Regions from separate parts of the Homo sapiens genome. Here region 1 is linked to region 2. A link is a contact called in ENCODE Hi-C or POLR2A ChIA-PET data. All regions are on one chromosome and are shown on one strand. The core of a region is the stretch at or near the end of the contact, and the rest is flanking DNA. Distances in the headings are between cores, read along the strand shown. Region 1 overlaps FCHSD2 (FCH and double SH3 domains 2). Region 2 has its middle 17 kb from the start of ATG16L2.

Region 1 (3,483 bases), core at 646-3,145, 220 kb after region 2:
CTTGGCCTCCCAAAGCACTGGGATTACAGGTGCAAGCCACCATCCCCAGCCTCTGTAAGAATTTTTGAAAAGCCTTATGAACTGATTTTAAAAAGAAAACAATTAATAATAAAAAAGATATGAATGGCCAATACAGCAAGAATGCATTGTAAATAGCTACAAACATTGGAATATGTCTGAATACCAATTTTCATAGAAAGGAAACAAAATTAGATATCATTTTTGGCCCAGGATGGCAAAAATTTAATGACTGGCAGCATCCACTCCTGGTAAGATAGGATGCACCACATTACTATAAATTATTGGTAGAAATATAAATTGGTGTAGCATTTTAAATTTTTATTAGTAATCAAGTTTTTAAAAATGTTTTTACCTACTAATATCTATTAAAATTTTAAATATAGATAGACTTCGCTTACAAGGAAGCCATTTTCAGAACTGCTAAAATAAAAGCACAAGTATAACAAGATAAATAAGTACATTTATTGTAGTATGTGTATTTGTTTGTTTATTGATTGATTGATTAAGACAGGGATTTCACCATGTTGCCCAGGCTGGTCTTGAACTCCTGGCCAAAAACGATCCTCCTACCTCTGCCTCCCAAAATCTTGAGATTACAATCGTAAGCTACCATGCCCAGTCACAGTATTGCTTTAAACAACTTAAATCAATAGGATGTAGATCAAAATATGTGGATGTTAAATAATTTATATCCACAATACGAACTATGATGCTGTCAATAAAATGAGGTCTTTCTGTATTCACTTTGGGAAAATATCAATGATATTTTTATCAATGATAAAAAATACTATTAAATATAAAAGACAAGATGCAGAATAAATGTGAATATAATTCTACTTTTTTATAAAGGAAAAACTACATATTAAATGAGTACACATAAAAGGAAAAGATTTATACCAAACATGACTGTAAATTTGAAAAAAAAAGGCAAATATTTCATGTACCACCCATATTATTTGAATTGTTAAAACTACCATTTTTTTTTTAATTAAAGAAAAAGATTCTTATGAAACAGGATGTCAAAATATCTGGTAGAAGCTACATACCTAAATGATAGGGAAGAAAAGTGGTCAGCTTCACTGTTTTTACTGCATCTTATTCAAGGTTATAAGAAAAAAATATGATCCCCTATAATACTCAAAAGCATGATTTGTACTTGGGATTATATTTTGAAAAAATTAACTGAGAGAAAAACAGAGCACAAGCAATTCTATCCTTTGTTTTGGATTCACATCCCCAGATAGAACAAAAAATACTGGTCATTGACAGTACCTAGCCACTGCCAAGGATAATGCAAAAAGAAATCCTGAAATAAAGTATTAACCTATCAAATAACATAAAACACATCTAAAAACTGTTCCATGATTTCTAACGGCAAATATTTATGCTCTTTCTTTCAGAAATGGGATTAGAACCCCCTTCTCTTTTCCTTTCATTTGGCATCAATGTGACCCCAACAAGTACTTTCTAGGTCTAGGACTATCAAAATGCTATAAAATGTATTGACTTTTTTATAATGTGCAAAGCACTGTATCCCTCAGAATTTACTCAGTAAATATTTGCTAATGACTGTATATACAAATGATGGTGAGCTAATGACTTTGTTATCTCATTTAAGCTTAGCAACAACTGTGAGTTATTTATTAATCCCAATATGCAGAGGGGGAAATGGCTTAAGTAATTTATGTAGAGTGATTATGTTAACAAATGGTGGAGCCATAATTAGAACTCTAATGGTCTTATTCTATATTGTTTCTTTAAGTAGTACATACTGTGAAAACATGAGTTATTTCTAAAAAGGCAGGAAGTTAAAAAAAAAATACAGGAGGAACAAGAAAACAGAACAGAAAGTAATAGAAAAACTTGACAATGTTAGCATATCAAACTGCAAAAAGTAAAAATCTGACCCAAAGCATTTGAGGCATAGCTAGAGCAGCAGGATATTTCTGTATATCCTGTTTAGCCAACTGTAGTTCCTTTCTTCAGCGGCATCCCTCAGCTCATGCCATGTACCGACACACATATGGGACCCAAAAGTTACCTCTGATCTCCCTTAAGCCAAGGTTCATGATAGTCTAGTACTGGCTTGTTATTTACAGGTACTAGGCATTTCAGAGATAATTCCTGCAAAACAGAATGGCTTGGTTAGCTGTGTATGGACCAGCTATTGCTGAATCAATACTCTGTAACAACTCAAAAAGTGGAAATGGATTAAAACAATAAATGCTAACTTCTGCTCATGAATCTGCAGGTTGGCTAGAGCATCTCTGCTTCAGGTTGCAGGGTCAAGTTCAGGTATCCTTCACATATCTTTCATTCTGGGACCCCATCTGAAGTAGTTACCTGGGGCAAGTTCTTCTTACAGTAAGTGCCGGAAGTACGAAAAAGCTGGAAATAACTTGCCATGCCTCTTAAAGCCTCATTTTAGAAATGGCTTTACAGTCAATTCCATCTCCATTCTACTAGTCCAAGCAAGCCGTATGACCAAGTCTAAAATCAGTAAGACAGGGATGTATGTATAGTTCACCTCAAGAGAAAGGGTGGGGAATGAATATTTGCTGAGCAATAATTCAATCTACCATAAACTCTAAGAAAAATTCCCAGAACAATTTCACTTGGATTCAATAACGACCACACAAACATAGCAAGATGTTGATCGAGTAACTCATTGCTATCAAATTCTCACATGACAAAGAGCTATGAAGAACAGTAAATATTTAAATAACAGAATCAAGATGCTAAAACTTCTCAACATACTGACACAGTGGAATAAACCTAATACAATAGAATCTCAAAGGAGTAAAAAGTCCTGCCATGGGTTCAGCGTAGGATGGTGAAGATCTGATTTAATAGCAAGATATGTAAAAAGACGTAGTGGTTTTTGAGTTTGAGCTCATTAAGAACCTTTAATGTGATATCACTGTTTAAAAAATAATGCCACTTAGCACATATTTAAAGTAATAATAACACAGTTGAGTGCCCAGTATATATGAAGTACATAGTAAAACTTTAAGGAAAAAATTAAAACATGACAGAAACTGTCTCATACCCACAACAATATTAAATTTGGTTCTGATTTCTGTATCAATGGCTTAAGAATAATGACAAGAAACAAGATAGGTAAAAGGTTTAAAACAGTTTCATAGGACGTTCAAGTGTGAACTAAATAAACTACAAATTTTTATGATTGGAAAGACTGGGAATGGGATGTAGACTACTAGAAAGAGATAAGAAGTATAAAAATTGTTTTTATCACACTCTGGGGACTGTGGTGGGGTCGGGGGAGGGGGGAGGGATAGCATTGGGAGATATACCTAATGCTAGATGACACGTTAGTGGGTGCAGCGCACCAGCATGGCACATGTATACATATGTAACTAACCTGCACAATGTGCACATGTACCCTAAAACTTAGAGTATAATAAAAAAAAAAAAAAAAAGAAAAAGGGGGAAAGAGAGACA
Region 2 (3,081 bases), core at 123-2,622:
ACACCTACACTCTGCTGACTCCCAGACCACTCACTACTTTTGGTCTAGCTGCCTCCTGGCCATCATCTCCCCTGCAAGTGACCCGTTCCTCCTGCACCCCATGTCCCTGGGACCTTGTGCTGCTGGTTCTAGTACTCCTCCACCCTCCTGCCACTGTGGGCCACCTTCTAGACCTGCAGTCTCCCCATCCAATCCTTTCCCTTACTATGGCCAGAGTGACTTTTGTTGTTGTTGTTGTTGCTTTTGAGACACACAAAAAACCTTAGTGCAGCCTCAAACTCCTGCAGCCTTAAACCCCTGGGTTTAAGCAATCCTCCCACCTGGTCTTCCCGAAGGGCTGGGATTACAGGTGCACAGCACCATGCTCGGCCCAACAGGGTGACTTTCTAGGGTGTCGTGTTCACAAGTCCAATCCTTTGGAGTTCCCCTGCTGCCTTCAGAGACCACCCGCAACCCCAGCATGAAATCTGGAGCCCTTTGGATGTGACCCTGCTGGCCTCTCAGCTTCATCTTCATTTCCTTGCTATTCATTCATTCATTTACTCATTTAGAGATGATGTCTCACTATGTTGCCCAGGCTGGTCTCAAACTCCTGTGCTCAAGTGGTCCTCCTGCCTTAGCCTCCCCAGTAGCTGGGCCTATAGGTGCATGCCACCGTGCCTGGCTATTTCCTTGCTATCATGAGTGCATCTCAGACATGCTTTTCTTTCTTCCCAGAATGTTCTCCTTCCCTCCCAGCCCCCAGTTCAAATTTTTCTTTCAGGATTCCCCTTCCTTCGCCTGCCAGGCTGGGTAGAGGCCTCCTCTGTCCCTGAGCTCCCCTTTTGTATCTGCCTCCTCCATTTTAAGTCAAGGAACTCTTGGAAGAGGCCAGGATGGGAATAGATTATTTCCTGGGATCAGGCCTGGCACAGAGAATGACTCAGGAAATGTTTATTAAGTGGTTAAATTCTCTTATTCAGGCTGGATGCGGTGGCTCACGCCTGTAATCCCAGCACTTTAGGAGGCCAAGGAGGGCAGATCACCTGAGGTCAAGAGTTCAAGACCAACCTGAGCAACATAGTGAAACCTTGTCTCTACTAAAAATACAAAATTAGTTGGGCATGGTGGCACATGCCTGTAATCCCAGCTACTTGGGAGGCTGAGGCAGGAGAATCACGGAACCCAGGAGGAGGAGGTTGCAGTGAGCTGAGAATGCGCCATTGCACTCTAGCCTGGGCAACGAGAGTGAAACTCCATCTCAACAACAACAAAATTCTCTTATTCAAGGACTCAGCCAGTCTAACGGTCTAAGAGCCTTGGGCTCCAACATTCTTCGATACTCAGCCTTCTACTCTGCCCCAGCCCTCATGCCCTGGCTCCCAGCAGCCACCAGGGGTCACCAGCTGCCTAGTCTACTGAGGCCATTCCCGTTTCCAGGGACACATGGCTGGGGAGACCGACACTCCTGTAGCCACCGTGACTGAGCCCTTAGGAGGTGCCAGGCCCTGCCCTGCACCCTTTCTGCAGCATTATTTGTTCCTCCCAACTACATTGCCATGTAGCTACCATGTTTCCCAGGTGAGAAAACTGAGCTCAGAGAAGCCCTGCAGCTGGACTGTGGCTGCATTACACATACTCTTTTTAAAGCAACGTGTTCAGACTCGCAGTTAGGCAGGGCTGCGGGGCATGCCCCCTCCCCCAGGGTGTGTGTGCCCCCTGCCTGCTACCACGGGGGTAGAGGTGTGATGCTAGCCTTGTGTCTAACCTGACTCCCTCCCTACATCTTCACCCTTTTCTATTCTGGGTCCTGAGCCTGGACGGTTAGTATCCCTTGAAGTGAGGGACATGCAGGGACACAGGAGTGAGGGAACTTGAATCTTGGGAGGCCAGCTGCGCCATTGCGTTTCTCCCTCATTTCACAGGGTTGTAGTGGAGACTGCTTAGAGAGCCCAGAGGAGGTGCTCAGGAAATGGTCTGACTGATCTCTGGGACAGTGAGCCCTTCTCTCCCCCAAAACCTTCCCTTCTACTTTATGGGCGTCAATCTTACCACACACGCTGCTGCCATCGGGTGGAGTTGCCTCTCTCAGGGAGCACATGTTCACCTTAACTTGCTTGGAGGTCCCCCTCCCAGTAGGAGGGGGTGCTTCCTGGAGGAACAAGTCTGTAAGGCCAGAAACAGGCCAAGGAGTTCCCGGGAATGAGGTAGGCAGGAGGAAGAGGAGCTCACAGACTGAGCAGAGGAGTTCAGAGGGGCATGTCAGCGGGAAGGCTGTTCCTCCCTCCAGCCTCTTCAGTCCCGTTCAGCAGAGAGGTGAAAATAGATGTTGACAGCTCCTCCAGGCTCTCAGCAGTCACTGCCCAGGTTTTCAGAACTCTGGTGCTCAGGGGCTGCCTGCCTGAATTCGGGTGCCTAGGTCAAATCTGGAGTGGCCCGCACTCATGGGTATAAAAACTGAGACCCAGAGATGGGGCAGCTCCTTCGGGTCACAGAGCAGAGCTGGGATAAGAACCCAGACCTCTGATTCCTGCTTTTCTAAAAACTGGATTCAGATTCTGCAAAGGGGCTGGCCAGGGCTTCTGGAGGCCTAGTTCTAGGTTCTCCAGTTCTGTCTTCCTGGGAGATCTTGGGCAGGTCACAGTGACTTCCAGGCGCTCATATCCCCACCTGTGAAACTTCCTGCCCCAAGCCTCCCCAAAAGTGACATGGCTCTTCTGCAGAGCTGTTCTGTAGGCATGAGGACCATGGCCTCTGCCTGCCCTGCCCAATCTCAGGCCTTAGTGAGCCTGAGACCCCAGGGAGGGAGAAATGACAGATGCCCCTATCCTGTGCTCCTACTGCCCCTTGGTCATCTCTCAGTCCCTGGCTTCAGTCTGCTGTTGCGCTGAGTGTCTCCCACCAGATGCAAGCCCCTCAGTGACAAGGCTCCAGAGACCTGAACACTACCTGGGGCAGCACATTTGCTGAATTGAATAGAGGTGGTTTCTGGAGAGATCTGACACCATCAGACGTGGACCCATCTGTGAGATTCAGACATATCCATGCCTGGATACAGGCTCTTCCACTGGAGACACATTCACTCATCACAAACATTTTCAG

What was found. Hi-C counts contacts between places; a loop is a spot of excess contacts on that map. ChIA-PET counts read pairs that join two places held with the same protein, here RNA polymerase II (POLR2A). Pooled maps may share reads with other maps.
Region 1: a pooled map shows a loop between it and region 2 (2.4-fold over the local background). The contact joins two enhancer-like sites. A Hi-C loop is called at or near these places in 1 of 50 pooled maps. POLR2A ChIA-PET finds 5 or more read pairs at or near these places in 2 of 52 experiments (CD4-positive, alpha-beta memory T cell and Panc1).

The regions. Positions count from the first base shown.
Region 1 is chr11:73,046,241-73,049,723 of GRCh38, forward strand. All of the region lies in intron 3 of FCHSD2 (FCH and double SH3 domains 2), which reads right to left. Among named protein-coding and RNA genes, the nearest start is that of FCHSD2, 94 kb to the right of the region's middle. Within about 2 kb of position 1,896, at least 3 of the 41 ENCODE cell types and tissues checked have a DNase peak (open chromatin) inside an H3K27ac peak, as active enhancers do.
Region 2 is chr11:72,830,264-72,833,344 of GRCh38, forward strand. It overlaps a transcript of ATG16L2 not described here. Among named protein-coding and RNA genes, the nearest start is that of ATG16L2, 17 kb to the left of the region's middle. Within about 2 kb of position 1,373, at least 13 of the 41 ENCODE cell types and tissues checked have a DNase peak (open chromatin) inside an H3K27ac peak, as active enhancers do.